Linked DNA regions of Homo sapiens: region 1 is linked to region 2. The links are chromatin loops, found by intact Hi-C in ENCODE. Cell type or tissue: CD14-positive monocyte. All regions are shown on one strand. Links, peaks and the distances in the headings refer to the core of each region. The heading gives the core; the rest is flanking DNA.

The links. Hi-C counts contacts between places; a loop is a spot of excess contacts. Peaks named below come from ENCODE experiments on the same cell type or tissue, not always from the same donor. Only the 100,000 strongest peaks of a DNase experiment are listed, where the experiment ranks them.
Region 1: a loop joins it to region 2, with 3 times the contacts of the local background. A loop is called at or near these places in 3 of 110 quality-filtered maps.

Annotation. Positions count from the first base shown.
Region 1 is chr22:36,543,939-36,560,198 of GRCh38, reverse strand. No RefSeq gene overlaps it. Among named protein-coding and RNA genes, the nearest start is that of EIF3D, 23 kb to the right of the region's middle. RefSeq lists a silencer at 15,503-15,797. In CD14-positive monocyte, for the core only: no CTCF peak of the experiment used is centred there; a DNase peak (open chromatin) is centred at 7,648; H3K27ac peaks cover 459 bases; H3K27me3 peaks cover 384 bases.
Region 2 is chr22:36,987,027-37,003,286 of GRCh38, reverse strand. It overlaps CIMIP4 (ciliary microtubule inner protein 4), which reads left to right. Exons shown (of 6, transcript NM_001163857.2): 3 at 984-1,450; 4 at 3,303-3,447; 5 at 11,696-11,806; 6 at 12,011-12,162. The coding sequence ends at 12,108. Among named protein-coding and RNA genes, the nearest start is that of CIMIP4, 13 kb to the left of the region's middle. In CD14-positive monocyte, for the core only: no CTCF peak of the experiment used is centred there; no DNase peak of the experiment used is centred there.

The sequences.
Region 1 (16,260 bases), core at 3,450-11,449, 440 kb after region 2:
CTGTCATGCCCCAAAACAGCTGTCTAAGATAACAGTGCTATCTAAGATGTGTTGGGGAAGCATACTCACTGTACAGCTCTCCTGGGGCTCCAGAGAAAGGAGATGGCAAGCAGATGACACCTACACACCGCACAGACCTAAGAGAAGGTAAGCCCTGTATGACGTGGCCCGGAAAAGTCTACTCTAGAAGGGTCCAATGTTCAAAACTCCCTGTTCAACTCAGCCTCAGTCTGCTGGGGCCACACCACCAAGCCCCCACCAATCTCAATTATCTCTCTCTCCAGGCTCACCCCTAACACTTGTGGGGTCCAGGGCAAGAGTAGAAAGGGAGGCTCACTCTCCATAACTTAAGTCTGAAGATTTAACAGCTGCACATCGAACTAACGACCTTAAAAAATGGTCTATCAGCCAGGCGAGGTGGCTCACCCCTGTAATCCCAGCACTTTGGGAGGCCGAGGAAGGTGGATCATGAGGTCAGGAGTTCAAGACCGGCCTGGCCGAGATGATGAAATCCCGTCTCTACTAAAAACACAAAAATTAGCCGAGCGTGGTGGTGGGCGCCTGCAATCCCAGCTACTCGGTAGACTGAGGCAGAGAATTGCTTGAACCCGGGAGGCAGAGGTTACAGTGAGCCGAGATCGCGCCACTGCACTCCAGCCTGGGTGACAGAGCGAGACTCTATCTCAAAAAAAATTAAAATAAAATATAAAATAAAATTTAAAAATATGGTCTATCCTCTGTCCTGGCAAATATGTCCTTGTGACAAACTAAAATGTTAGGTTTGAATTTAGAATTCTCAACCTCCTCTGCATTCTGCTCCTCAAAGTAGCAGCATGGGGCAAGCCCACCCTGGAACCCAAGACCACAGCTCCCTGCCCATGACCCACCCCTCCTCCTTTCCCACTTCCAGCTCCACTCAGCACGTTCAGGGCATCTCCCACAAAGTGGGCACACATCCCAGCCTGCACACCCAGCTTTCCCAAAACCACTGCTTAAGGCAGGAGGACATGGGTCCTCAGGAGGACAGATGGCAGCCAGCCCTGGAAGCCAGCACGGCAGGACTCTTGGAGCAGAAATTCTACAGCAGCAGGCATCAGACGAGTGTCTAGCAAAGGGTAGGGCTTGGGGTGAGCACATCGCCTTGGCCTGTGAATTCCTCACCATGTGGGAAAGGGCCTGGTCTGAGGAGGGCCAGGGCAGGGTCCCCTCTTGCTCTTGTTTAAGGCCAACACAGCCTCTCTCTGCCTTTTGAATGTAGATTTTAACACTCAGAGCGCAGTTTAAGGACCAACTCCCAGAGGGTCAGGTAGAGGCCACGGAGCTCAGAAGACCTCTCCCTTCACGGAAGTCACAGGTGGAGGCCAGCAAGGGCAAGCGATGTGTCCAGGCTTACACAGTGAATCGGCTTCAAGCAGGCACAAGGCCCAGGGCCTCCAGACCTTCCAGCATCCCTGGCCACCTGCCTCAGATGGAGGTTTGAAGCGTTCCTCCTTCCCCCTCTTCCATTCATGCTTCAGGCTTAGCAATTCCTCCTTGCAGTCATGCTGACTTCACCAAATCCAAAAACTTCAAAGCCTCTGCAGGGAGTGAGGGAAGGTGCTGCTGTGTTGGTGAGCGCCTAGACCTGCCTAACAAGGAGTATTGGTTTAGACTGACTTCTAAGGCCGCTTGGTGAAAGCTGGCTGGCAGCCAGCAACTGCCTGCTCCCCCAGGGCACAGCTCTGGAAAGAAGCATTACCATCACCAGGGGAACTTTGCACTGCCTCCCCTGCCCATCATGGGCTGGGCAGTCACAGACATGAATACTTCCGTGTACTGAAGCCAACTCCTGTGGGCTCATGTGAGCCAGTTATGTGCATCTCTTCCCAGCTAACTCCATATTCCATGACGCCACAGCAGCAACTTGAAGTCGGCCATGGTGGGAACATTTACACTACAGCAATGGGCAAATGCTGCTAATCAGGGCTTATTTTTCCTTTTCTTTTCTTTTCTTTTTTTTTTTTTTTTGAGACAGAGTCTCACTCTGTCACCAAGCTGGAGTGCAGTGATGAGATCTTGGCTCACTGCTACCTCCGCCTCCCAGGTTCAAGTGATTCTCCCGCCTCAGCCTCCCAAGTAGCTGGGACCACAGGTGTGCGCCACCACACCCAGCTAATTTTTGTATTTTTAGTAGAGATGGGGTTTCACCATGTTGGCCAGGATGGTCTCGATCTCTTGACCTCATGATCCGCCCACCTTAGACTCCCAAAGTGCTGGGATTACAGGGTGAGCCACTTCGCCCGGCCCAACAGCATTCTTTTTTTCAATGAAGAGCCGGTTGTTAAACATTTGCCAGCATATCACTGCATCAATCTGTGGGCATGGTGTGTGCCCAGAGGCTCATTCATGGACATCTCAGAGACACATCCACACCCCACAGTGCATGTGCATTTGTGTATGGCCACATACATGTTTCCATGTGTGCACATGTGCGTGCACACACACACATACACACCCACACACGCTTCTGGAAGTAGATCCATTCACACAAATATACTCAATCAGTCATCAGCCTTTATTGATCACCTGCCCCAGCAAGCCTTGATCTTGCTGCCAAGAGTACAGGGATGACAAGGATGTGGACTTTCCTGCAGGAAGCTCTCAATAGAGGCAGAGACAGGGACAGGTAAGCAGAGACTGACCAAGAAAGGTGATAATGCCACCACAGGGGGAGGAGGGTGAACGAATAGGGGGTGAGGCACATGGAGGAGGTGACGCTGGGGCTGAGGACGTACATAGGCACTGCACATGGTTCTCCACATGCTTAGTCCCTAGGTCCTTGGAGACCCATCTGTGCACTTCCATGCACAGGCCAGCAGACAGGGTGCATGCTATGTCACAGACGCTCGCATCTATGTGGACACACAGACCACATGTGCATGCTTGTGCACCCACACAGACTCACAACATCCATCAGAACAAGGGAACACAGCACAAGGTCAGATGGCCTCACCATATCTGTCAGAACAAGGGAACACAGCACAAGGTCAGGTGGCCCATTTCTGTCACCAGGTGCACCCCGCCCTGAAGCAGTGAGCCCATCTTTCCCTCACTCTGGCTCGCCCTCTCTCCACCACTCTCTCTCTCTGTCCCCCTGTCTCCCACTCTCTCCTGTTCTGGCTCCCTTGTTTTTTCTCCCTCCTCTCTCTTCCACCGAGTTACCAGCCTCTGTCTCACCTCATCCACTATGCTGCAGAAGGGATTCCAAGGGGAATACGAAGTCAGTCATATGAAACCCAGGCACCTCTGTCAGTCAGTAGGGCTGGAGGTGGAGACAGAAATGGGGCCCCAGATGGGATCTCTGAGGCAGCCCTTTGAGATGAGTCCCACAAGATCAAGAACATCCCTCCCACCCCATTCATTCCAGGCCCGGGATGAACTATCACGATCCTGAAACAGTTCAAATCTCAGCACCTCACGGGGAGGTAAGACAGGGATGTGAAACTCAGATACCAACCTCAGGCAGCATAGAGCTAATTGTTGGGGGGACAGAGGCGGGAAAAGGTAGGACTGGAGCTAAGCCACAGCTTCACTATGTCATTGTCTTACTCGAAAACTTTCAGTGGTTCTCTAGCACCCTCACAGTAAAGCTTCAAAGCCCTCCTTGGTTTGGAAGTCTGTTCATCTATCTTGCCACAGCAAATTGGGATTTATTGAGATTCTACAATGTGTCAGGCACTGCCAGATCATGGTATCATAGCCCTATTAAACAGGCATTATTATCCCATTTATAGGTATGAAAACTGAGGCTCAGGGAGGCAGAACGAGGGTTCTACCTTGAGAACGAGAGAGGCAGTATGAGGGTTAAGAAGGTGGGCTCTGGACCAGGCACGGTGGCTCACGGCTGTAGTCCCAGAACTTTAGGAGGCCAAGCTGGGTGGATCACGCCAGCTCAGGAGTTTGAGACCAGGCTGGGCAACATGGTGAAACCCTGTCTCTACAAAAAATACAAAAATTAGCTGGGCATGGTGGTGCACGCCTTCAGTCCTAGCTACTTGGGAGGATGAGATGGAAGAGTCACTTGAGCCCAGGAGTTCAAGGCTGCAGTGAGCCATGATTGCATCACTGCGCTCCAACCTGGGCAACAGAGAGAGACCCCGTCTCAAAAAAAAAAAAGAAGAAGGTGGGCTCTGTAGCCACATTGGCAGGGTTCAGATCCGCAACTTTGGGCAAATTATCCACACGTCAGTTGCCTCATCTGTAAGAGGGGAATGATAATAGCAACCACCTTATAAGGTTGTATGAAGTAAATGAATTCAAGACGTGAGAGTAGTGCCTGGCACATGGCAATTGTAATGTAAGCTCACACTTACACAGCACTTCCTATGTGAGTGAACACTCAATATCTGTAGCCATGGCACCAAGATATCCTTAGAATGTGGTGGACTGGGGTTCAAAGGTGGGGGTCTCTGGATCCAGAGCCCTCATTCATACCCATTATTCTGTCCTGCTTCCATCATCTATACACACGAGCATGCGCGGAGACCTGTCGGGTCCCCTAATGGAGAGCTGTGCAGGATACAGAAGGGCAAGGAGAAGGAAAAGGGTGATTCTTCCTGGCAGGGGTGTGGAGATCTGGGTTATAGAGGTGGTGTCAGGGAGTGTTGTACAGTTCTGAGTCGTGAAAGCCCCAGAGAACTGAGACTTAGGCCATACCCATCTCCTTTCTGGTGCTATATCAGCCTGGGCTGCAGCCACAGAGACTTACACTGGCTCTTAGGAACACTTCAAGACCACTCCGATGCCTTGCATTCATTCATTCATTCATTCATTCATTCTTTCATTCTTTCAGCTCCCACCACATGCCATTCACTGTGCTTAATGCTGGGGATAGCTGCAATCAAGACAAACATGGTCCCAGCCTTCTGTAACTCATGTGCTATAGGAAGAAAGGGAAAATTGGCCAGGTGCGGTGGCTCACGCCTGTAATTCCAGTACTTTGGGAGGCTGAGGCAGATGTATCATGAAGTCAGGAGTTTGAAACCAGCCTGGCCAACGTGGTGAAACCCCATCTCTACTAAAAATACAAAAAATTAGCCGGGCATGATGGCGCATGCCTGTAATCCCAGCTACTCGGGAGGCTGAGGCAGGAAAATTGCTTGAATGCAAGAGGTGGAGATTGCAGTGAGCCAAGACCATGCCACTGCACTCCAGCCTGGGCAACAGAGCGAGACTGTCTCAAAAAAAAAAAAAAAGAAAAGAAAAGAAAAAGAAAAAGAAAAAAGGGAAAATTAGCAAGTTAAGAATCAAATAATTATATAATTATAGATTATTGTGAATGCTATGAAGTAAGTGCATTGGGGCAATGATTTTTAGAATATCAGCTACCCAGGAGGCTGAGGCAGGAGGGATGCTTGAGACTAGGAGTTCGAGGCTGCAGTGCACTATGATTGCACTTGTGAACAGTCACTGCACTCCAGTCTGGGCAACGTAGTGAGAACTTGTCTCTCTAAAAAAAAAAAAAAAGAGAGAGAGAGAGAAAGAGAGAAATTTATCAGGGATTAACCTCTCTTTAGATGACTGGAAATTCAGTGGCTTAAAACAGCAATACCATTTTATTATCTCCCACAGTTCTGTGGGCTCAGTTGGGTGGTTCTTCTGTTCCGTATGATGTTAGCTGGGCCTGCAGTCATTCAGGGGCTCACCTGGGCTGCAGCACCCAGGCTGGCTCACGCACATGGCTGGAATCCATGCTGACTGTTGGCTGGGGGTTCAACTGGGCTGTTGAGCTGAACACCCCATTTCTCCCGCTGTGTCTCTCTATGTGATATGGGCTTCCCACAGCATACCAGCTGGGTTCCAGGTGGCAGGAAGGAGAAGCTGCCAGTCATCTGAAGGCCTCACCTCGGAAGCCTCAGTAAATTACCTCTGCCACATTCCATTGGCCAAAGCCAGGCCCAACGCCCGGCCCACTTCCAGGAGGAGGAGAAATAGAGTCTGTTTCTTGATGGGAACAGCAGCATACACAGGAGAGGCCAGGAAGCACTGGGAGTTGTCTTTGCAGACCAGCTACCACAACCCCTTTAAACAGAGCAGTCAGGGGAGGCCTCCCTAAGATGCTGACTTTCAGCAGAAATTTGAAGCGTAGGAATGATGAGCCAGGCAGAAGCAGGGGATGGGAGAGAGCAGAGGGCTCCAGGCAGAGGGAACGGCACATGCAAAGCCTCTTTTTCTTTTTTTTTTTTTTTTTTGAGACGTAGTTTTTGCTCTTGTTGCCCAGGCTGGAGAGCAATGGCATGATCTCAGCTCACCACCACCTCTGCCTCCCGGGTTCAAGTGATTCTCCTGCCTCAGCCTCCCCGAGTAGCTGGTATTACAGGCTTGTGCCACTACTCCCAGCTAATTTTGTATTTTTAGTAAAGACCGGGTTTCTCTATGTTGGTCAGGCTGGTCTCGAACTCCTGACCTCAGGTGGTTCGCCTGCCTCGGCCTCCCAAAGTGCTGGGATTACAGGTGTGAGCCACCACGCCCAGCCACAAAGCCTCTTTTCTGAAGCAGGGAAAGAACCTGGCTTGTGAGAACATCTCAAAGATGACTCCAGTAGTTATCCTGGGTGAGCAAGGGGACAAGTTACACAGGATAAGGTGGAAGAGGTGGGCAGGGGTCAGTCCTCTAATCCCGGGGTCCCCAATCCCTGGGCCTTGGACCAGGGCCACACAGCAGGAGGTGAGCAGCGGGTGATGGAGAATTACCACCTGAGCTCCACCTCCTGTCACATCAGCGGCAGCATTAGATACTCACAGGAGGATGAGTCCTACTGTGAACTGTGCATGAGAGAGATCTAGGTTGCCTGTTCCTTATGAGACTCTAACTAATGCCTGATGATGTGAGGAGAAACAGTTTCCCACCCAGTATGTGGAAAAATTGTCTTCCATGAAACTGATCCCTGGTGCCAAAAAGGTCGGGGACTGCTGCTCTAATCCAAAGGGAAGGCCTTTGAGTTATATTCTAGGTGCAAGGAGAGCCACTGATCCAGACACAACAGGGAAAATCACCACTGGGCTTTCCATGCAAACTTCACCCAGCCAGAACCAGGGCTCAGGGCTAAACACTGTGGCAATGGCCCGATATAAGAAAGGCATTTTTCTTTCCTGAAGCTCGTGATTTTATTTGAATTATTTACTTGCAGGCCGGGCACAGTGGCTCACATCTGTAATCCCAGCACTCGGGAGGCCAAGGCGGATGGATCACCTGAGGTCAGGAGTTCGAGACCAGCCTGGCCAACATGGTGAAACCCCATCTCTACTAAAAATACAAAAATTAGCCAGGCATGGGCACCTGTAATCCCAGCTACTTGGGAGGCTGAGGCGGGAGAATCACTTAAACTCAGGAGGCGCAGGTTGCAGTGAGATCACGACATTGCACTCCAGCCTGGGTGACAGCAGTATTCCATCTCAAAAGTAAATAAATAAATTAAATTAAATATAAAATGAATTATTTACTTGTAATTTGTAACCCATCCTTTTCCATTCAATTCAATTTCTATTTATTCAGCTTATTCTATGAGTAGAACAGCTTACAGTAAGACTTATGAATAAAAGTCTGTCAAAGGTAGAAGACCAAAACCATGGAAAGGGGAAGTAAGCAGTTTGACAAAAAGCACAAGCTTCCTGGCAAGCAAGGCAAAAAGGGAAACATCATACACTCTGTAGCTTTCACTGTCAAAGTCAACACTTCAGTTGCCGTGGAGAAGAAAATCTTTTTTCTTGATCTCATGGTCTCTGGGGAGCAGAGAAAACATACATGAAACAGTAATTAACAATTCAGGGCTACAACTAGAGAAGGCCAAAAGAGTGCCCTAGGCAGAAGCTGGGATGGAAGTCTTCCAATCTTTGCATCTCAGAGCACTCACCCCTTGAGAAAAGGCAGGAAAGGGCACGCAGGAGAGCAGGGACAATGGAGTTGGAAAGGTCTGCATTTGAAGCCCTGCTCCACCCTTCGCCAGCTGCATGACGAGCTCAAGAGATAGCTTCCGTCGGTCTTCATTTCCTCATCTGCAAAATGGGTTCAATAATCCCCGCATAGGGTTAGCTCAGAGGACACACTGGAATGAAAGCTCCTGGCATAGTAGCTGGTACGTAATAGGAGTAGTCACAACCAAAGCTGGAATCTATTAAGCTCTCCCTTTGTGCCACGCATTAATTTAAGCACTGCATGTGTTAATGCTAAAGGCAACATTGTGAGATAGGTCTTATTATCCTCATTTTACAAATGAGGACATGGAGGCTCAGAGATGTTAAGATATGTGCCCAGGTTCACACAGCAGGAATATGGTGGAGCTGAGACAATAAGCCAGGTAGTCCATTGGCTGCAGAGCTCACCTCCTCACCGCCACACTAACCCACTTCTCCAATAGTGGTTTCCTTGCCCCCTTCTCTTTCCCTTCATCCCCCAATACACTGCTGAGTACTCACAGCTAACTGGAAGCAGCTCCCTCCACAAAGCCAAAATCCCCGTCCCACTAGCTCATCTCACTCTCACCTCCTCCCCACCCTTTGCCTCTCTCCTTGTCTGAGCTCTGTCCTCTGCAATTCATGAAAGCCAGAACTGAACTCTCCTCACAGGACAGCCCTTCAGAGTCCGTTGCTTCTGCTGAAGGGCATGGCAAAGGATTAACAGAGGTGAGATGCAAAGCTGGCCATGGAGAATGGGGAGGATTCTTCCCATGGGCTCCTTGAGGGCAGAGGCATGCCTCACTTATCACATGTGTGTGGTACATGGCAAAGCCCAGTAACCTTATGAGTTGAATAAAGGTGAATTGAATTGAATTGAACTGAAGCGGATTGCAAAGTTGAATGGATGGAAGGTGGGTGGGTGGATGGATGAATGGATGGATGGATGATTGAATGGATGAATGGGGGGATGGATGGATGACGGATGAATGGATGGATGATTGAATGGATAGGTGGGTGGATGGATGGATGATTGGATGGATGGACAGGTGGATGGATGAATGGACAGGAGTGACCACCGCTGGTAGGGAATTCTGGTAACTGAAGGTACAGAGGTAGGAATGCCCAAGGTGTGTTGGAAAACACTGAATAAATTAGTGTGATTGGAGACGAGGACTCATGCTAGGGAGATGCAGAAAAAGAATAAATATCCACACTCTCCCTCCTACAAGGAGAGGTGGAGGCACTGGCAGGTGCTGTACAAGTTGTGTGCTCCATGGCTGCTGGGAAGGGAGGCGTTAACAGCAGGATGGTTCCTGGCCAGCTGCAACCGGGGTGACACTGACAGATTACAGCGTGTCCTCCGCACTAATAACACTGCGGCGTCCTCCTGCCATTCCCCAGCCAGCTCCAACTTCAGTGGATCAATACCAAAAGGCGCACACTGAAAATCCCCAGCCAACTCCCTCCAAGGCTTGGATGCTTCAAAGCACAGAACTGCAGAGTAAAAGGATCTCAGCGATTTGCTTATTTCCTGGGCTGGGCGCTCCCTGGGGCCAGGGATGGTGTCCTATTCACCTTGGCTTCCCTGCCCCATTACAGGACCAGGCAAGGACAGCCCTCTCCCAAAGTTTGCTGAGTGAAGGAATCTACCTCCTGGCCATTGCGAGTCCTCACAAACACATCTGTGTGGCTCACAATCCCTCAGCCTCTACTTGCATACCTCTAATGACAGGAGGCTCTCAACCTCCCCCAAGCAGCCAGAGCCTGCCTTTATTGGAAAGCTCTGATGATTAAAATCATCTTCTCTATTCTTTTCTTTTCTTTTTTTTTATTTTTGAGATGGAGTCTTGCTCTGTTGCCCAGGCTGGAGTGCAGTGACACGATCTCAGCTCACTGCAACCTCCGCCTCCCAGGTTCAAGCGATTCTTCTGCCTCAGCCTCCTGAGCAGCTGGGACTACAGTTGAGTGCCACCACGCCCAGGTAATTTTTGTATTTTTAGTAGAGACGGGGTTTCACCATATTGGCAAGGCTGGTCTCGAACTCCTGACCTCGTGATCCGCCTGTCTCGGCTTCCCAAAGTGCTGGGATTACAGGTGTGAGCCCCTGCGCCTGGCCCGTCTTCCCTATTCTGAATTAACCCCTCCTCTTTTATTTGTCCGTGGTCTTCTATTTCCCAATTTCTTCCTTTTCCCTGGACACCTCTTTCCTCCTCTCCCAAACCATCCAATATCCCAGTCCTCATTTCCTGGGGTACTGAAGTCAAATAATTAAGGGGAGGAAGAAGGGAATTAGCATTTATTGAGTACCTTCCCTAGTTGAGATAAGTCAGAAATGTCCACGTGCCAGATGCAGTGGCTCATGCCTGTAATCCTAGCACTTTGAGAGGCTGAGTCGGGAGGATCACTTGAACCCAGGAGTTCAAGGTTGCAATGAGCTATGATCATGTCATTGCACTTCAGCCTGGGCAAGAGAGTAAGACCCTGTCTTAAAAAAAAAAAAAAAAAAAAAAAAAAGCCTCATGTTATTCCTATCTCACAGATGGGGACTCTGAGGCTCAGAGAGGTTAAGAAACCCAGAATCACACAGCCACACAGGGGCAGAGCTGGGGCTGTGCCTTTCCAGACCGCAGGCACACAGGATGGATGTTTCCCACATCTTCTTGGCCTCAGGTGAGTCTAGAAAGGACATAACTGGTCCCCTAATGCCCCGAGGGACTTGCTCGAGGTCACAAGAGCAAAGGGGTTGCCCAGATCGAGGCTCTTCCCCCACAGCTTGTTGCTTCCCTCCCTCTCCCCCACCCAAATAGCATTTCTCAGGGAAGAAAACCTGGGCTCCTTAGAAAAACAGCTGATTCTAGGAGTGGGGCAGGGAAAGAACGAGAGGAGGCGGGGACATTTTGTTCTTCCAGGAAGCCAGGAAGTGAACAGACTATGGGGACTGGGGCACAGACTTAGGATCCTCAATGCATCAAAAAGAATGGGAGGACACCAACTCATTATATATCAACTGGCTTCTAAAAGGGGAAGTGGGAACCGAGCAAAATAACATGTATTACATTGTATTACATATAACATGTAAAGTACACATATGCATGCATGTATAGGTGCCCATCCTGCCTGGGAGAGCTCTGCACACTGTGGACACTTGCTGAGATGCCGCCCTGAAAACCTCTGGGCAGGCATTCCAAGCCCCTAGCCCATCCCAGCCCGGCATCTCCCAAGCCTTTCCCTGCCTCTCCCTCTACAGTGAAGATCAACAGGGACGAGGGGCTTCCGTGTGGCGCTGACCCGCACAGATGCCTGGAGAGGAATTGGCTTGCCCAGAATCCCCACTGGGCACTGGGACCAGATCTCCCGGGCTCCTGAGCCCATGGCCTCCTTCCCAGCCCAGTCCACCCAGCTTCCTGGTTCGTGTGCATGGCCTGCTGAGCTGGAACTGCTCGAGAGTCAGCACGAGCCTTAGAGAGGCTGTCCCAAGCCAAGCCCGCAGGCTGCCTCTCTTCCTCTTACTGTGCCTTCTGCCCTGCCAAACGCCTGCCGGCTATGACAGCCCCGCAGCAGCCGCTCTCCCCTGCCTCGTCCCTGCTCTGTCTCTCACCAGGCCTCTGCAGTCCCCATTTCCTGTCCCCATCTGATCACCTCACCCCCAGTCCAGGCCCACACAGTCACACTTGTGCACACAGACCTCTTGATGTCCACGTCCCTACCCCCTGCCATCCTCATCCCACCCTCCAAGCCCGCCCACCCTTTGTCCAAACCAGCATTTAATGGTGACACTTGTCAGGCTCTCAGAAAAAGTCAAGATCTAAACCCACACTGGCTCTTCCCAAAGCCCATGTTTGTAGTTAACAGGCACTTGTCTTGTCTTGCTTTTTGTGCTTATGTCTATATAAAACACCTCTCACAAAACAAACAGGCAAAGTCTCTAGAAAATAAAAAACACAAGAAAGTGTAAGAGTAGTCACCTCTGGGGAGGGAGGGAGGCCAAGGTGGGCAGATCACGAGGTCAGGAGTTCAAGACCAGCCTGACCAACATGGTGAAACCCTGTCTCTGCTAAAAAATACAAAAAAATTAGCCAGACGTGGTGGCATGTGCCTGTAGTCCCAGCTACTCAGGAGGCTGAGACAGGAGAATCGCTTGAACCCAGGAGGCAGAGGTTGCAGTGAGCCAAGATCATCCCACTACACTCCAGCCTGGGCAACAGAGCGAGAATCCATCCCAAAAAAAAAAAAAAAGAAGAGCAACCTCACTTGGGACTTTTTGAGCCTTTTGAATTTTGTACCCCATCCGTGAAAAACCCATACACTTCAGCTTTAGTAAAGGTGACCATTAAAAAACAAAAAAGACAAGTCCTGACTCCACTAGTACCAGTTTTATGACCTTGGGAAAAACTTATGTCAGTATCCCAAGTCTCAGTTTACTCGTGTATAAAATGGGGATGATCACAGTACCTGCCTTATAAGACAGACAATAAACCAAGGCCCAAGAAGTGCTTAGCACCACGAAATAGTCAAGGCTCAGTAAACATGAGTGATGGGCCTCTCTTTGCCCACCTTCTCCATGGAACTCTGAGCTCCTAGCAGAGCTCCCAGCATGGTGATTCCCTGACAAATACAAGATGCAATTCACAGTCCTCAGAATAGCTTTCAAGGCCCTCCCTGCTGGTACCACTGTCTTTCCTACTGCATCTGTTACCCATCCTCAAACACATGACTGACGCCCTTTGACAGCTCCTGCCCGTACATACCCCACTGCCCCTGATGCTTTCCTTCCCCCAGTCCTCATGCACCTTTCTTTGTCTGGTTATCTGCAAATTCATTTCATCCTTCAAATCCTGCAAAACATCTCCCCCTCTTGTAGCCTTCACACTGTGCCACTAGACTTGGTTACCCCGTGGCACTCAGTACAGACTTCTGGGCAACTCAAACCAAACCGCATTGCTAGCTCTTTGCCCTCCATCTCCTCCACTGCTCTGGAAGCTCCAGGGGGACAGAGGCTGTGTTTGCATACCTGCATTCTTAATGCTTAGCATGTAACAGGCACTCAGAAAACGTTTGTTGAATGAATGAATGAATCATCCTGACCACTCAGCTACTTGGTGCCTTCAGGAGCTGAATTACGGTGAGTCATTCATGTCCTGCAAATGCTACACGGTGAAGGCAGTGACCTCCTCTCTTTGCAGTCTCCAGCCCAGAAGCCACCTCTCTCAGCCTGCACACCCTCAGAGAGCCTTCCAGGAGCTGTTCGGCATTGCAGCCTACAGGGAATCCCCCTGCCTCTCCTCTCCCTGCCACAGAGGTCTGTGGAAGCCCTCAATCAGAAGCCGTGCTAGGAGTGGGGATGGAAAGACAAATAAGATACAATCCCGGCCCTCACTGATGAATAACAACCTGGAGGAGATAGATGCCTGGGTCTGCCTCATTCCATCCACCACCTATAATTCATCAAATGCCTACCATGTGCCTCTCTCCCCCGTGCCTTTACATAAGTTCTGTCACCCTCCGTGCCTCAGTTTCCTCCTCAAGTGGGACAGAAAGACCCACCCGATCTAACGCATCAGGACTGCTTGGCAGATAGAACCAGATAATCCACGTAAATTGCTCGATAAACTATGAAGCCCTGTACCGATGTTATTACGGCTATTATTAATATAGCTAAACATAACAGTATTGAATAACTGAAGCCCTCCCCGGAGCAATCACAGTCACTTGCACATAGTAGGTGTTTAATTGATCTTTGATGCGTTGAAATGCAGTCCGGGGGGCGGGGGGTGAGGGGTGGGTTGGGCCTGATTTTTCATGCGTTGTGGAGCAGCGCCATCATGTGCCCACACTGAAGAACACACAGACCTTCTGGCAGAGTGCTTTGACGGACCCAACGGGGAGGGGCTGCTGAGGTCCCTTTAGGACAAATACAAGGAAAAGTCCGTTTGACGCCACGGAGAAAGGAGAAGTTTCTTCGCCCCTAGAGGTGGTACAGGCTCAGAGCATAAACAGAGGCAAAAAGGGTTTGAAACAGCATTGTGGATTATTTCTATCAAGGAGTTTTTGGGAGATATGAAGCACCCAGGGAACAACCCAACCACGTGGTCAAAGCCTGGTCTTGTCTCGTCCGGTCTGACCCTGTGGAAGGTGCTGTTTAATCTTCATCTCAGAAGACTTGAGATCAGGTGTGGTGGCTCACGCCTGTAATCCTAGCACTTTGAGAGGCCGAGGCGGGTGGATCACTTGAGGTGAGGGGTTCAAGACCAGCCTAGCCAACATGGTGAAACCCCTTCTCTACTAAAAATACAAAAATTAGCAGGAAATCGCTTGAACCCGGGAGGCGGAGGTTGCAGTGAGCCAAGACCATGCCACTACACTCTAGCCTGGGCAACAGAGCCGGACTCCATCTTAAAAAAAAAGAACAAGAAGTGAACTTGGCTCTGCCACTCTGCCATACTCAAGCTGTGTGACCTTGAGTAGACGGTTGCCTTCTCTGAGCTCCAGTTGTCTCATCTGTGCAATGAGGTCATGATCCCTGCACCGGCCACCTCAAAGAGTCATTGCGAAGATCAAATGGCGTAAGAGAAGCATAAGTTCAGAAATGGTCAAGTGTTATACAAACACGATGGGTGGCAATCATTCTAATTTCCAATCACAGTAATAACGGGCATTGACTGAGCTCTACACTGTGCTAAACCCTTTCACACATAATCTCACTTAATTCCCACTAAACCTTACCAAATGTGTACTCTTAAGAGGCCCATTTTGTAGATGAGGACATTGGAGTTTAGAGGAATTTGAAATCTTGTCCAACCAAAGTCACACTCAACTAATAAGGAGAAAAGTCAGGATTTGAACTCAGGACAGTGGGACCTCCTCAAAGTAGGAGAGTCTCAATAGTTCCAGCCACAGACATGGGATTTAAGGGGAGCCCCAGATAGGCAGGTAGATGCCTTGAAGAAAACAAAAGAATTATTGACATTTCTTTTGCCCAGGAAATTCTGCTTCCTTCCCAACTCTACCCTAGTACTCGCTGTGACCTTGGAGCCTCCCAGGAGAGGGGAACCCTTGGGCTCTGCATCCAGGGCCCAGTTCACACCCAAAGTCAGAGAATCCCAAAGCATTCCCTTCCAGGGTCCAAGCCTGACCAAAGGCCATGCGTGCTCCTTTAAGGGACTGGCAAGGGCAAAGTGGGGGATGGATCCCCTTCAAGGTCACTGTTAAACAGATGGTAACAAAATCTCTTGGGAGAAGGTGGCTACTTGTCAACAGTCATAATGACCCTCAGGTATCTAGAGTCCTCTTGAGCTAATGAGATGTCTGAGATTGCCTCCTGTCCACTTTCCCAACGTTTGGCCCTCAGAACACTCCTTTGAGGTCAGAATCCTTAGCTCTACCTTACAGATGAGGAAACTGAGGTTCAAGGAAAGGAAGTGACTCATCTGAGGTCATACTGCAAGTAAATGGCAGAGACAGGACTCAAGTCTAAGATTCCAGAGTACAAATCCTCCTAACTCCCGAGGAATCCAGAGACAGGGGAGGTAGAGTGGCCCAGAACTGTTTCTGGTTGACAGCTCTGGTTCTAGGGAAAGTAGTCCAAAAAGGTTTCTGGTTGGTAATCCTAGTTCTAGCCCCACTTCTGCCATCAGCAGGCTGTGTGACCCGAGATAAGTCACTGGGCCTCAGTCGCTTTATGCCAGAGATTCCTCGTGAGCTCTGACTTTGCGTCCTTTATTCATGTCCTTGAGCCATAAAGATGAGGGTGTTCAGCAGCATCTGCAGGTTTTATAGAGAAGCAGCTGTGACTTCGCCTCCCTTGGGAAGCTTTTCCTGACTGCCCAAGGCTGAGTTATTATTGCTCATCGTGCTCTCACAGCACCCACAGCATTGCACTGCAACTTATCAGCAAACTCCCACAGGCCCCAGCGGCAAACATGCATGACTATGAAGAAGTTTGAATCTGGTGCAATAGGGAGTAGTGGGGACTGAGGCAAAGTAGAGAGCCCCTGGCCAAGGGGGCAACTCCTATTCAGCTCCAGCTTCTTCTCGTATCGCAGGAAGGCCAGCCCGGTGTTGCCAGATCTTAAGAGAAGCCAAAAAACTAGATTTTTAGGTGAAATCTGCTTTTTAAACATAGACGCAAAATATATTTGATTAAGGACTTTATAGGTATTGCAGCCCCTGGATTAGCCACATCTACTTTCCCCATTAGACTCTGAGTTACTTGACTGGGCACAGTGGCTCACACCTGTAATCCCAGCACTTTGGGAGGCCAAGGCGGGTGGATCACTTGAGCTCAGGAGTTCAAGACCAGCCTGGCCAACATGGTGAAACCCAGTCT
Region 2 (16,260 bases), core at 3,353-11,352:
GTTAAACACTCAGATTCAGGGCCTTTCTGATGCAGCAGCTCTGAGAGGGTCCCAGGCATCTGTATTTTTAATGAGAGCCTAGGGAATCCTCATACATGGCCACATTTAGATAAACTCTGCGGAGGTTTATCATCCAGGGGATATGATGGTTTAGCTTGGGCTCAGAGGCCTGACGGCCAAGATGCCCAGCCCTTATGTATCTTTTAAGAGGACTTGAAGTTTTGGAGGGAAGACCACCAAACATATTTACAGCTGTAATCTGGGGTGGAGGATGAGGCCAGGCTGTGAGGAGACACTGAAGGCTGAGAGCAAGAGACCTAGAGAAGCGGAGGCTGTGGGCAGGGACGTGGGAGACAGGGAGAGGCGGGGAGGAGAGAGCCTGGGAGGTGGCTGGGATGGTGCCACTTCTCAGCCCTGGCGAAGGGAGGAGGTAGGTATTGGGGAGCAGTCTTGCATTGGAAGCAAAGTCTGGAAGTCCCATCCAACTCCAGTACTTCCCAGGCATGTGGCTTAGCCCCAGGAACGCCTCTGCCAGTGCCGCTGCTGCCAGATTCTCACTGCGGAGAGTGAGGGGGAGGTTTCAAGATGGAAAAGTGGGGAAGGGAACTATCCAAATGGAGCCAGGGACATGAAAGCACAGACAGGCCAAGTCCCTTGCTTGCGGTCACACAGCTAGGCCTCAAGGCGGGACAGGCTTAGGCGGCAGCCCTTGTTGCCCCAGGCAATGTGGACTAACCCTGCCCGTGGGAGGCACGCAGGCTGGCCTCTCTTCTCCCATTGTGTCTCCTAATTTCCCACCCATGCCTCTGGTTCCTGCGCTTCCTCTCCGTCCCTCTCCCCTTCTCTGGCTGTGGAGCTCTGGGGCTCTTTGTCTGTCCGTTTCCCCTCCTCACCCCCATCTCTGCCCCCTCCCCACCCTCTACTTTCTGCCCTTGTCTGCGTGTCTCTCTCCCTCCCCCTCTGTTTCTCTTTGTCCTGCTCAGGTACAACCACTTTCACCAGGGCCCATCTGAATGACAAGGAGGGCCAACAGGACTTGGACCCCTGGAAAGCGGCCTACAGTTCCTTGGACACCTCCAAGTTCAAGAACCAGGGTCTGTCATCCCCACAGCCCCTGCCCCTGGGAGCCAGCGCTCAAGGCAGCTCCCTAGGGCAGTGCCACTTGAAGGAGATTCCCCCTCCACCCCCGACTGCTGCCAGCAGGGATTCTCTGGGCATGGACCCACAGTCCAGGTCCCTGAAGAATGCGGGCTCTCGATCCTCCTCGAGAGAGAACAGGGCCACCTCGGGAGAGGGGGCTCAGCCATGCCAGGGGACGGATGACGGTCCCAGCTTGGGGGCTCAGGACCAGAGGAGCACGCCCACGAACCAGAAGGGCAGCATCATTCCTAACAACATTCGCCACAAGTTTGGGAGCAATGTGGTGGACCAGCTGGTCTCCGAGGAGCAGGTGTCATAGCAGGGGCCAGGAGGGTGATGCAGAGTCTTATAATGAGGACATAAGATAAACTCACTCTTGAGTACAGAGTCCCTATAATAATACCACTAGAAAGCAGTATCTCCTGAGCATCTGCTGTGTGCCAAACACTGTGCACTGTTTAAACTTCACATATAACAAGTTGTTACATCTTCCCAGCAACCCATGAGGAAGGTACTATTATTGTCCTCATTTTATAGATAAGGAGACCGAGGCTTAGAGGAGTTAAGTCAGTCAACCAAATTCACCTAACTGTGCGAGACGAGGGTGCAAACTGGGTCGGCAGATTCTGGAACTCTGATCCTTAATGACTTTGCAGTTAAAAGCCTTTTGTGTGAATTGGATGTTTTCCATGTGATCAAGTCTCCCAAAGAAGACAGCATTTAGTGGATGGATAGCATTTATTGGGAATCAGAAGACGTGCGTTTGAATCCTGGACCTGATCCTAAATGCTGGATGACTTTGGATAAGTTACTTACCCTCTCTGGGCTTCAGTCTCCACATCTGTAAAGCGAGGCAGTTGCACTAGATCAGGCTGACAAATACATGGTGAGCGTATCACAACCCTCCCAGCCTGCATTCATGGCAGACATCACTAGTCAATGCCAGCACTCTTTTCCACCCGATATAGCATTCCAGGCAGTCATTACAAATCAACTGACACGAGATAAAATTCATCTACCGTTTCTGGTCAAATGCTATGTTCTTTCTGTCCTGGCATTCTGAGACATATTTTTAAAGCCACCATCTCAACCCTCATAGCAACTGCATTGTGTGGAAGGTCAGGCAGGAGTTATTGCTTCCTTTATAACAGATAGTATAACCAAGTCCCAAGGAGGGGCTACGATCTGCTTGGGTCACAAAAGCTGGGGGTCAGGCTTCTCCTAGGCTCCCCTTCCACTCTGTCATCTTAAAGTGCAGTGACCCCACCACCAGCAAGTCTGGAAGGTCACAGTCTTGACATGTTCTGCCCCACTTGGAGGAACTTGTCCCAATTTGAGGTTGACTCTGTGGTCACCACCTCTCACCACCCTGCCCAGCCTTGGGAGAAGTCCTTTCTCTCTTCAGCCACCGTTGTCCCTGGCTGGAATCAAGAAATCCGTGTTTTCTGCCCATCTGTAACTTATGTCACAAGTGTCATTGAGCCAGCAAGTGTCAGAGCTGGAAGCCACTTCAAAGACCATCCAGTTCCACCCTGCCTTCACATTTTACATGTAGGGAAACTGAGGCCTAGAGTGGAGAAGAGGCTTGCTGAAGTCAACAGCTGATATATTGCAGAACTGGAACTCAAACCTAGGTGTCCTGCCCCTGGACCTGGGCTCAGCTTCTCTGTGTGTCAGTTTCCCTATTGGTATGAAGAGGGAGTTGGCCTCATTGAAAGTTAAGCACCCACCCAGAGCTGCCCTGTGTGGTGCCTCAGTTGTAGGAGGCAAGCCAGGGCTCTGTGCCCTGCCAGCCATGTGAACTGGGTGATCTTTGGTCTCCTGAGGCCCGCTTTCCTCATTTATAAAATGGTGGGAAGAGTGGCACCCTATAGAGACCCCCCGTCCCAATGTTGCAGGTAGCAGATGCTCAATGCTTGGAAGAGGTTTTATGATCATTAACTTGATGCCCCCCACCCACAGCAGTGCAGATGATGAGAGGAGTTGGGGCTGGGGCCTTTGTATACCCCAGCTCCCCAGCCCTGTGAATAGGTTGAGGGCTGCAGGCTACAGGTGGGATCGGGGTGGGGAGGGCAGGGTCAAGGGAGGAGGAGTTGGAGGGAGATATGGGGCTTGAAACTGCTTTTCCATCCCCTGTCTGTCATCCCTGCCTCCCTGCTCAGGCTCAAAAGGCTATTGATGAAGTCTTCGAGGGCCAGAAAAGGGCAAGCTCATGGCCCAGCAGGACCCAGAATCCTGTGGAAATCTCCTCCGTCTTCTCAGACTACTATGACCTCGGCTACAACATGCGGTCAAACTTGTTTCGAGGTCAAGTCAAAGGGCAAGGGTGGGGCCGTGAACACCCATGGTCTCCCAGGCATTGGGCAGGGAAGGCCTTTGGGGTTTCCACTCCATATGGGGTCTAGGACCCCAGGGCACATCTTCAAGGACACTTATTTCATGCCCATGTGTCCTCTATGTCAGCTTGCGAGTGCTGGGAACATCCAGTCCCCTGTCCTTGATGTGTGGATGATTCATCCCAGTTGGCAGTCAGGCACCTCTGGTCCCTCCCCTCCCATCCCCCCCTCCCCTCCCCTCCCCCCTCCCCTCCCCTTCTCTCCCCTCCCCTCCCCTCCCCTCCCCTCCCCTTCCCTTTCCTTCCCTTCTTTTGTTTTTTGAAGTCTCACTCTGTTGCCCAGGCTGGGGTGCAGTGGCACAATCTTGGCTCACTGAAATCACCACCTCACAGGCTCAAGAAAGCAACCCTCCCACCTCAGCTACCCCCCTGCCCCCATAAGTAGCTGGGACCACAGATGCGCGCCACCATACCTGGCTAATTTTTTTCTTTTCTGTTTTTTTTTTTTTGTATTTTTGCTAGAGGCAAGGTTTCACCATATTGCCCAGGCTGGTCTCAAACTCCTGGGCTCAAGTGATTCACCCACCTTGGCCTCTCAAAGTGCTGGGATTACAGGCATGAGTCACTGCGCCCTCCCCACCTCTTGTTCTTAATCTGCCAGTAGGAGGCCCAGGACCCAGTAGAACTGGGACTGCTGCTCCCCACACCCCTAGCCCCATCCCAGGCACCTTTGGTCACAGTGACAATATCAAGTTTCTTTGGTTCAAAGCTCAGCTCAGCCACTCACTAGCTGGGTATGACCTTAGGTGGGATCCTCAACCTCTGCAAGCCTCCGCTGCCTTCTCGGTACAGTGGGGATGATAATGAGAGTATGGCCCTTGCTGGGTCATTGGCAGGACTTTATGAAGTGCCACATGAAGGTGCTTGGCCGAGGCAAGTCGTGAGCACTCAGTAGCTGTCAGGCTATCATTTTTCTTCTCCAGAGCCTGGAGGTGGCGCCACCTGGGAAGAAAGGAAGGGTGGGTTGGAGGCTCTGACATTTACACAGGGTTTCCATTGGATCAGTGTAGTCCTGTTTGGTTGGGGTGGGGAGAGTGCTATTAGCTCCATTTCACGGGCAGATTTCAGATCATTTGCCTTAGAACTCTCAGTAGTCTGCATTGTGCCTAGGACTCAAAGTCAGGTGTTCCTTCTGCCTTCAAAGCCTCATAGTCTTTTCTTGACCACTAAGTCACCTCCCTAGCTATGATCCTGTTCCCAGGGTCTTCTGGATGGCTCAGATGCCTGTCACAGCACGCAGGGGCTTCTCTCTGCCCCACATTCTGGTTTGGCCTCATTGCAAAATGAGGCTGTTTCTGGTATGGCTCCTTCCTCTCTCCTCACTCCAGGCCCTCTCCAGTGCTCCCAGGGCCTGACAAACCTCTTCCACCTGGCTCGGATCCCTGTCACCTGAGGAACCAGGTGCCCACTGGAAGCCTTTCTGGAGTTTTCTCTGAGCTTGGAGAAGGGATGGTGTCAGGGAGGAAAGCGAGAATACAGTTCTGCTTGTTCTCTGTTCCGGGCCTTCCAGATCCTGCCTTCCAGTTCTCTCTTTAACAACTATCGGTCACCAAATAGCTATTCCATACAACTTTGTATGATAATGTCTACATAAATGTAAAATAATCTATTTTTAAAAATGTCCATGTCCCATCATCCCACCTGGGAAGTAGAACTGTGCCAAGGGTGTGCTGGAGCTCATAGCAAATTGCACCAGCTCACAAGAGGCAATTGTCTCTCTGAACTGACTGGCACATAAATGCTGTCTTAAAATTGGCCATGCTAGTAGTATTTACACTCTGGAAATTGGCAAACACTATGAATCAGGGCTTCACCCTGCCACACAGTGCTGTCAGTGTGCCCATCCATCTGTCCCTCTCTGTTTCCACCCACCCAGGGTTAGCCTTTATACTTGCTGTTTGAGGTTGGTGAGGCTGGTATGGCTGCACAGGAGTGAGGCAGAAGACATCAGAGGAAACAGGCTGGGTCGTGAAGCCTGCTGGAAGGTCTTTACTCGGAGTGAGATGAGAAACCAAGCCGGGATTTTAAGCAGGAGAATGGCCCTGTTTGGCTCAGGTTAAGGGCTCACTCCAGTTGCTATGGGGAGAATGGACATAGGGAGATGGGGCAGAAACAGGGAAACTGGTAGGAGGCAGCTGCAAAACTCCAGATGGGACAGATGATGGTGGCTTGGTGTTGGAAGCTGGGCTAGTGCACCTGCGCTATTTTGGAAGGCACCATTGTGCAATATAGCAGCTCAGGGAGGTAATGGTGAAGGTGGCCTGATGTAGTAGGATTCTGGATATTTGTATAAGGCAGAGAGAAAAGAATATGCTAATGAATAGATTTTGGGGTGAGAGAGGAATTAACGTTGACTTCAACGTTTTGACCTGAACAACTGGAAGGATGAGATGGCTATTTACTGAATTAGAGAAGCTGCCAGGGGGAGCAGGTTGAGGGACTCCTATCCTATGCTAAATCGTAGATCATCTTTTACACAGTCTTCTAAAATTTTTAGTTTTGCTTTTCACATTTAACTCTTTAATCCACCTGGGGTTGATTTTTGTTTTTAGTATGAAGTAGGGATTCATTTTCAAAAACTGTAGATGGCTTTTGTGAGTTTTAGCCATTTAAGAAAGTAGTAAAACTGAGGCTTGAGGAAACTTTAGGCAGCTTGCCCAGCTGTATAAAGAGTGAGATGACGAGCTCAGGCATTCCTTGGGCATCTGTGTGCCCAGCCCTCAAAATAATGGAACAACAACACCAGAAATCTTTCCCCAGTAGGGATTCATTTTCAATTCCTTCTTTATGTGGGTTACTGACTGCCTCAGTACCTTTTATTGAATAGGCTCATCTTTCCTCCCGGTGACCTGCAGTGGTACTTCTGTTATCCATCAGGTTTTGACACATGCATAGATCAGTTTCAGGCTCTATTCTGTCCATTGGTCTAATATTACATTTTTAATCACCAAAGTATTATAAGTAGCCTGATATCTGGTCAGGCAATACTCCCACTACCACCCCTCCACCACCATCACCAGTTAATGTCTTGGGTTTCTAGGCCCTTTACTCTCCCATACAAATGTTATTAATAAACAGAAATTTCCATGAAAAACCCTGTTGGGATTTTGATTGGAAATACATTGAATCTACAGCTCAATTTAAGGGCTGTTGTCAGCTTTATAATGAATTTTCTAATATATGAATATGGTATATACCTCCATTAATTTAAGTCTTCCTTCGATATCTCTCAGTAACATTTTGTGATTTTTTTTTTTCTATAAACATCATGCAGGTTTTTTTGTTAGACTTACTCAGGAGAATCTCTTTTTTTGCTGCTGTTGAAAATGATATCTTTTTAAAATTATATTTTCTAACTTTGCTGCTGATACCGTATACACAAATGCAATTTTTGTTTTTGTATATTAATCTCGTATCCAGAAGCTTTATGCAGCTCACCAATTAATTCCAGTAATTAGTTATTGATTCTTTAGGAGTGCTTTTGAATAGTAATAATGGCTACATTTATGCATAGTATTTAACATATGCCAGGTACTGCTCTGAGTACTTTATATATATATTTTATTCTGCACATGAATCCCATGTGGTAAATGCTACAATTCCCATTTTTTTTTCCAGATAAAAAATAATTGAGTCATGGAAAAGTTAAATAACTTAATTAAGGCCACACAGATAGGGACGGTCAGAATTGGGATTTAAACCCTGCCAGTCAGAGGCTAGAGTTTAAATTCCTAAACACTAGGCTTTTCTTACCTTTATATCAGCATCTGGCTGACCTCTCTAGGACAATGGTGTCTATAAGCAGGAAAAACAGGCATCCTTATCTCCTTCTTGATTCTAACATTACATCATTAAATATAATATAGTCTGTTTTCATACTGCTGATAAAAACATACCTGAGACTGGGTAATTTATAAAGAAAAAGAGGTTTAATAGACTCACAGTTCCATGTAGCTGGGGAGGCCTCACATCATGGTGGAAGGTGAAAGGCACGTCTTACACGGTGGCCGACAAGAGAGAATGGGAACCAAGTGAAAGAAGTTTCCCCTTATAAAGCCATCAGATCTCATGAAATTTATTCACTACCATGGAAACAGCATGGGGGAAAATGGAGCTGGCTCTGGGTCTTAGTCTGGCTTTGGGTGTCCTGAGAGTTTGGTGAACTTCATGTGGGGAGAGTATTGGCATGGCCGTGAGTCCTGGGTGTATAGGCTTCCCACAGACAGGGCTGCGGGGGAACCATGTGGGATGGCCTGCAGGAATATGGCCACGGTGAGTGGCCCTTTGTGTATTTTCTGCCTCCCAACTCACCGTGGCTCCAGCTTCAGAAGGAGGTCAGAGCAGAACACCCCTGTGGGCTAACATGAAGGTCCTCATCTGCTCCATGCAGCAGGGCTGGGAGGGGAGAGTAGAGGGTCAGCCCATGGTAAGGACAAGCCACATACAAATCAAAACCTTGGCTGGGCTCACCTGGACATTGTGTCTTTGAGTCACAGAGCAGGCAGAATGGTAGCTTACGTCCTGTCCTTTTCCCTCTGTGTCCAGGTATCCAGGGATCCCTGAACCAGCTTACCAAGGATTTTCTTTTTTTCACTTCTTTCCATTGTTGGAATTCTGATTTCCTCTATTTGGTGTCTTCCTCTTTCTTGGTTTGCTCTCTTGTCTTTGGGGTGGATTCCATCTCCCAGCTTGATGTGACTGTCATTGGAGAACACAGCCCTGTAATGATTTCAATCCTTTGAAATTGTTCAGATTTGCTTTAGAGCCCAGTAGATGGTGATTTTTGTAGATGATCTGTGTGTGCTTAAGAATAATCTCTCCAGGCCGGGCGCAGTGGCTCACGCCTGTAATCCCAGCACTTTGGGAGGCCGAGGCGGGTGGATCATGAGGTCAGGAGATCGAGACCATCCTGGCTAACAAGGTGAAACCCCGTCTCTACTAAAAATACAAAAAATTAGCCGGGCGCGGTGGCGGGCGCCTGTAGTCCCAGCTACTCGGGAGGCTGAGGCAGGAGAATGGCGTGAACCCGGGAAGCGGAGCTTGCAGTGAGCCGAGATTGCGCCACTGCACACCAGCCTGGTGACAGAGCAAGACTCCATCTCAAAAAAAAAAAAAAAAAAATCTCAGGAGGCGGAGCCAGGCAGATCACAAGGTCAAGAGATCGAGATCATCCTGGCCAATATGGTGAAACCCTATATCTACTAAAAATACAAAAATTAGCTGGCATGATGGCGCATGTCTCTACTAAAAATACAAAAATTAGCTAGGCGTGATGGCGCACGCCTGTAATGGCTTCTCAGGAGGCTGAGGCAGAAGAATCGCTTGAACCCGGGAGGCGGAGGTAGGCGGAGGTTATAGTGAGCGGAGATCGCGCCACTGCACTCCAGCCTGGTGACAGAGCAAGACTCCCTCTCAAAATAATGATAATAATAATAATAATAACAATCTCTTGGGTAAGGGATTCTGCATTTGTCTATAGAACAGGCTTGTTAATAATTTCTGCACAAATCTTCTAATCCTTATTAATATGCTTTGCTTGATCTATTAGTTACTAAAATATGTGTCTTTAAATCTCCCTCTATAATAGCAGCTTTGTCCATTTGTCCTGTGGTTCTGTCAATTTTGCCTTATCTATTTTGAGATTATTTCAATGTAGCAAGTTCAGAATCATTACATTACCTTAATGAATTGCAATTGTTTTTGTTTTTCATCGTGCCGTTGCCCTACAGTCTATTTCACCTGATATAGTTAGACCAGACTGCTTTTGGTTAGTGTTTGCCTGGGTATATCTTTTTCTGTTCTTCCATGTTTATCCTCTCTTTGTGTCCTTTTAAATATGCCTTCAATGATACATACCTGGAAAACATTTTCTGTAGTGTCATCATCTGGTTTTTAACGAATGGGTTTAATTCGTTCATATTGATTCTCGTTACTGATATAGACTATTTGGGTTTATTTCCATGATCTTATTTTTCGTTTTCTATTTGTGCTGCTTTTTCTTTTCTTTTCTTTTCTTTTTTTTTGAGATGGAGTCTCACTCTGTTGCCCAGGCTGGAGTGCAGTGGCGCGCTCTCAGCTCACTGCAAGCTCCGCCTCCTGGGTTCACGCCATTCTCCTGCCTCAGCCTCCCAAGTAGCTGAGACTACAGGCGCCTGCCACAACGCCCGGCTAATTTTTTTTTTTGTATTTTTAGTAGAGACGGGGTTTCACCGTGTTAGCCAGGATGGTGTGCTGCTTTTTCTTTGTGGCTTCTTTTTCTCTCTCTTTTTGGATTTACATCAGCTTTCTTATTTTTCTCAATCTGATATTTGTTCTTTTCTACTCCTCTTATTCTTTGAGTGGTTACCTTTGACATTTTTATATGCGTAATTAACAAATTATAAAGTTAATCTAGGCATTTGTGTTTTCCTGAACACTAAGGGCCTTAGAAGGCTTTAACTTTGGCTGGGCGCCGTGGCTCACACCTGTAACCCCAGCACTTTGGGAGGCCGAGATGGGCGGATCACAAGGTCAAGAGATCCAGACCATCCTGGCTAACATGGTGAAACCCCGTCTCTACTAAAAATACAAAAATTAGCTGGGTGTGGTGGCGCATGCCTGTAATCCCAGCTACTCAGGAGGCTGAGGCAGGAGAGTAGATTGAACCTGGGAGATGGAGGTTGCAGTGAGCCAAGATTGAGCCACAGCACTCCAGCCTGGAGACAGAGCGAGACTCCGTCTCAAAAAAAAAAAAAAGAAAAAAAAAACTTTAATTAACTTTAATTACTCTCCCGACCTCCACCTCAGCTTACATGTTATTATTTTATAGAATTTATATATGTATTATATATAGGATTTAGATATATGTATATATAGAATTTATATATATATTCTCGGCCTCCCAAAGTGCTGGGATTACAGGCGTGAGCCACCGCGCCCAGCCCACATCTTTTTATTTCTTTGTATTGCATCCTAATATTAATTTCTTTAGGTATATCTTCCAGTTTACCATTTTCTCTCAGCTTTATTTGATCTGCTATTTTATCTGTTAATTGAATTTCTTTTTAAACTTTTATGATGGCAATTTTCAAGCTTATGGAAAAGAAGAGAACTTAGTTTATAAATAGATGTTGCATATACCACTCAGCCTCAACAATGATTAATACATAGCCGATCTTGTCTCATCTTTTCTCCCACCCATCCACTCCCACCCAAGATTATTTCAAAGCAAGTCCCAGGCATCTTATTGCCATGGAGTTTAATTTTTTTTCAATTATTATGTGTTTCATTTCTGAAATTCCGTTTGCTTCTCTTACTAATCTATCTGCTCTTTCTGGATGGTTTCTTACTCTTTGCTTATATTTTTATTCTCTCTTATGGTTTCAATCATTAAATATAGGTTTTTTGTTTGTTTGTTTGTTTGTTTGAGACAGAGTCTCTCTCTGTTGCCCAGGCTGGACTGCAGTGGCACGATCTCGGCTCACTGCAACCTCCGCCTCCCGGGTTCAAGCAATTCTCCTACCTCAGCCTCCTGAGTAGCTGGGATTACAGGAGCCCGCCACCACGCCCAGCTAATTTTTGTATTTTTAGTAGAGACGGGGTTTCACCATGTTGGTCAGGCTGGTCTCGAACCCCTGACCTCGTGATCCACCCGCCTTGGCCTCCCAAAGTGCTGGGATTACAGGCGTGAGCCACTGCCCCCGGCCTAAATATACTTATTTTGTATTCTGTATCTGATCATTCAAATCTTTGCTAATTTGGGAGATTTTGTCCTTTGGTGTTTCTGCTGACTCTTGATCATTGCAACGTATCTGCTTGTGCATGTTTGAATTTTGAAAACAGAGATAAGTTTTCCTAAGTTACAGGTATTAGTTGCCACTTGCTAGATGTCTTGATGAATGTCCAATAATTTTGTCTTTCCAACCATGCAAAAAAATCTCATTTCTTGGTATAGTTGAAGACACTGAAGCTCAGAGAGGTTAAAAATTTCTCTGAGGCTATACTACCCATAAATAATGGAGTCTGGGTTTGAACCCAAACGACTTTACTTTGAAACCCTTCCCACTCTCCTTCCGTTCCACAATTTACCATCCGTAGAGGAAACTGACACCCAATATAAGCCATGGAGTACCCGACTGCCACTGAATTGGGCACTTGGGGTTTCTTCATGGTATTCTACAGGGGCTGCTGAGGAGACAAAGAGCCTCATGAAGGCTTCTTACACACCAGAGGTCATTGAGAAATCAGTGAGGGACTTAGAACACTGGCATGGCAGGAAGACGGATGATCTGGGTAAGTGAGGAGCTGCGGGTGATGGGAGGCAGGGACTGTCCTCCACCAGCAGGGTGTGTTGGCTCTAAGGGTCAGAGAGAAACCAGAGCAGGAGACAGAGCCGGGGTGGACTTGGAAGAGGTACGAGTCATCCCTGGGGTCTGGGCAACTCCAGAGACTGCCAGATGATCTAATCTGTGCTGGCTCTTCTCCTGCTCGCTGTAGGGCGGTGGCACCAGAAAAATGCTATGAACCTGAACTTGCAGAAAGCACTGGAAGAGAAATATGGAGAAAACAGCAAATCCAAGAGCTCCAAGTACTAGTTTTGACACAGTAGAGGTGTCTTCTACTCAAATAAAGTGCTAACAATAAGGAAAGGCTCAGGTCCGAGTCCTCCTGTGCTTGGTGCCTTTCTTCACACTGGAGTAGAGGCCGATATGTGGTGTTGGAGAGACCAACTGGGGGAAGATAGAAGCCCTGGGGTCCCAAACTATTCCCTAGTCCTCCCTCCTGCACACACATGCACACACACGTACCTTCATCCATTATCCCAGGAAAGGACATGAGAGCTGGGCATGACTCTGTCTCAAGCCCAGGGTGCCTGGCTTCTCCCACATGCCCTATGTGAGGGGGTCCTATAGTGGACACTGCTGGATCTTACCCTACATGCTCTTCCTAGAAGATGCCAATTATTCCCAGACATCCATTCCTCCCCCACGAGACACGGACTTCAGAGGAGTTGGCCACACACATTTCCTCCAATCTAGTGGCGGGTTTGATTGGTCTCATGGTGATTCTTTACCCCTACCCCAACCCCACCTCTTGCACGTGATTGGTTCAGTCATGCACATATGACTCAATTTGGGCCAATAAGATGCAAGGAAACGTGTGGATGCGTGCAGCCTTCTGGGAAATTCTTTTCTCAGCTGGGAATGCTGAGAGAGCATCCATCTTTCCTGATGTAATGAATGAGGAACCATGCAGCCCAGACCACTCCTGCCAGACACCTATGACCAGAGGAATTGCAGACCATGCAGCACATTCTGGGTCCTCCATGGCCTCGCAGAGCTGCTCCATCAACTTGGCCAGAAGCTGCCGGCCTCTGGACTTCCTGTAATGTGAGCCTGAGGTCTCCTCATTGTTTAAGGAGCCAAAAGCATCCTCAGACCATAGGGGCTTGGAGCCCCAGGGAAGAGTCCCCAGATAATGGGTTCTAGGTCAGACGGTTCTGTTTTCCAGTTGATCCTGAAGCTTTTCACCTGATGAGTCTCTAAGCCCGCAGCACACTCCACCCCGAGATCACTGACTTGCACCCTCAGACCGTGCTCTACCCATGGGTTATTTATTATTTGCTGTGTTCCAAAACACCACCAAAACTTGTGGGCTTAAAATGACATGATCCTTAATTTGCTCATGATTGAGCAATTTAGGCAGGGCTCAGGAGGTACGGCTCATTTCTGTTCTGTATAGCATCTGCTGTGAAGACGCCTGCTCCTCTCCCATGCCTAGTGCCTCAGCTGGGATGAGAACCACAGTGGGGGGCTGGCTGATCATCACTCTCTCTCATGGGACCTCTCTTCGTGGCTCACTTGAGCTTCTTTTGGAATGGGGACTAGGTTTCAAGAAGGAGCCGTCTCAGGGGACAAGATTCAATGTGCAATGGTTTATCAAGCCTTGCACTGGCTTGTCAATGTCCCTGTGGCCAAAGAGACATATGGCCAAGCCCAGACTTTGTGAGAGGGGACTACATAAGAGTATTACTGTATGCAGGAATGGTTCATTGGCGACCTCAAAATAATAGTTTGTCCTGGTGGTCATCTTGCTTTTGAAAGATCAAAAGCGAGAGGAAGAATCAAAATCACTACTGGGAGAAGAGGAGACATGTTCCTACTTCTCCCTCAACTGCCCCTCCTCCCACAAAAGGGAATGACTTACTTACTTTTTTTTCTTTGTCTTTTCTTTTTTTTTTTTTTTTGAGATGGAATCTGGCTCTGTTGTCCAGGCTGGAGTGCAGTGGTGTGATCTTGGCTCACTGTAACCTCCGCCTTCTGGGTTCAAGCTATTCTCCTGCCTCAGCCTCCCGAGTAGCTGGGATTACAGGAGTGCACCACCATGACCAGCTAATTTTTGTATTTTTAGTAGAGATGAGGTTTCACCATGTTGGCCAGGCTGGTCTTGAACTCCTGAGCTCAAGTGATCCACCCGCCTCAGCCTCCCAAAGTGCTGGGATTATAGGCGTGAGCCACCACGCCCGTCCAGGAATGACTTAAAGGTAGGGTTGGATCAGAATGCAATACAGGGAAGTGAATCTGACTTGATTTAATATTCATCAAATATCTAATTATGTGCAAAGTGCAGAGTTCAGTTCAACTTCTTTACTGGGTACCTAGTTTCTGCAAGACACTGTTCTGGGCACTGGAAACACTAGACTTTGTCTTCATCAACTACTATGTGCCCATCACATGTGACACCTGAAAAAATGAGCCACCCAAAGTCTTGTGGCTAAAGCAGACTCTGTGCTGTTCTGACATAGAAATGATAACGTGGCAAATGATTATGTGCCACATGGTTTATATACGGAACTGTATTTCATCCTTACACCAGTCCTCAGAGCTGTTATCACTCCCTTTATGAAGATGAGGAAACTGAGGCTTGGAGAGGCCAAGGAAATTGTACAAGATTATATGCATAGGAAGCTGGGGGTGCAAACCCAGGAATTTCTATCCAAAGTCACTTCTACTCTACCAGGCAATCGTACTGCAGTGTACGTAGTATGACAGTGCAGTGCCTAACAGGGCTGAGTGTTTGTGGTGCCTGTTGACGGAGCACCACAAACACTCAGCCCTATTAGGCACGGTGAAAACAGCAATATGAATGCAATACAATATGCAATATGCATATGCAATATGCAATACAGTCCAGACCTCAGAGCTTTGCAGTCTGCAGGAGATTGATGTGGAAGAAGCTGCCTTAGAGACTTATCTACCCATGATATGCCCCTGCCCAGCCCTGACCAATGAGCTGGACGTGCAAAAATAAATAAGACATGGCGCCTGTCCTCAAAGAGTTCAGAGTCTGGCGAGAAGACAAATACATCAGTACATAGATGCTCAGAAGTCTTACACATGCGGTGAGACGTTCACGTGGGGCCAGCAAAAGCACAAAGGAGAACGTGGTTAGCTCTGCCTGGGATGGGGTAGGGTGCCGGTCATATGGTAGGCTTCATAGAGGAGGTGGCTCTTGAGATGAATCATGGAACATGAATAAGGATGTTCAGGTGGACTGGAAGAGGCACAGCATTCCAGACAGAGGGCATGGTATGCATGAAACTGCAGCATGATGTATTTGGCAAGCTGCAGGTAGCTTGTTAAGCTTGGAAGGTAGGGCTCCAAGGAGGAACACAGAGGTGAGGTAGGAAACAGAGAGTCTATGCCTGGACCGGGCTGTCCTCTGTGAGGGCCTTACATTTGAGACTCAGACCTTCCTTCTAGGAATTTACAGTCTGGCTGGAACATAAAGAGTTAATGACTAAAGAAGCCACACGGAAGAGTTGAAAAGATGCTCATTATCCCCAATAATCAGAGATGCAAATGAAAACAATCCATCAGGTTGGCAAGAATTAAAACGCAAGTGTAGATGAGAATGAGGGAAATGGAAACTTTCGTACCCTTGATGAATTATGAGCCAAGAGCCGTGGGTGAGTATTTAGCAAAATTGAAATTATATCATACAACCTACAATTTCCATTTCTACACAGCCTAGACAAACCCTTGAACATGTATATAGGGAGTGCGTGCAAAGATCTCCATTGCAGCATAGTTTACAATAGGAAAACAACCTGGCAAGTATTAAAAGTTCTTGTTCTCAGCTGGGTGCAGTGGCTCATGCTTGTAATCCCAGCACTTTGGGAAGCTGAGGTGGGCACATCGTTTGTGGTCAGTGGTTTGAGAATAGCCTGGCCAATGTGGTGAAACCGTGTCTCTACTAAAAATTCAAAAAAATTAGCCAGACATGGTGGCAGGTGCCTGTAGTCCCAGCTACTTGGAGGCTGAGGCAGGAGAATCACTTGAACCCAGGAGGCGGAGGTTGCAGTGAGCCAAGATCGTGCCACTGGACTCCAGCCTGGGCAACTGAGTGAGACACCATCTCAAAAAAAAAAAAAAAAAAGTAAAACAACCTAAATGCACTTTAGCTGGACAATGGACAAATGGGATGATCTATGGCAGTGGAAAGAAATGAACCACATCTGCATGTATCAGCATAGGAAGATCTCACAATACATCATTGCGGGTGAAAATGACAATCTGCAGAACGACCCCTACAGCAGGAAATGTACTGTTGATGTAGCCTTCAAAAGGGACACACAAAACCAGTCCATTGCTTATGGGTATGAGTATGGAAGGTGAATGGGAAGGATGCCACAGAAATCCAACTTCACATTACATTTAATTTAGTGCTTTTCAGAAGCAGCTTTA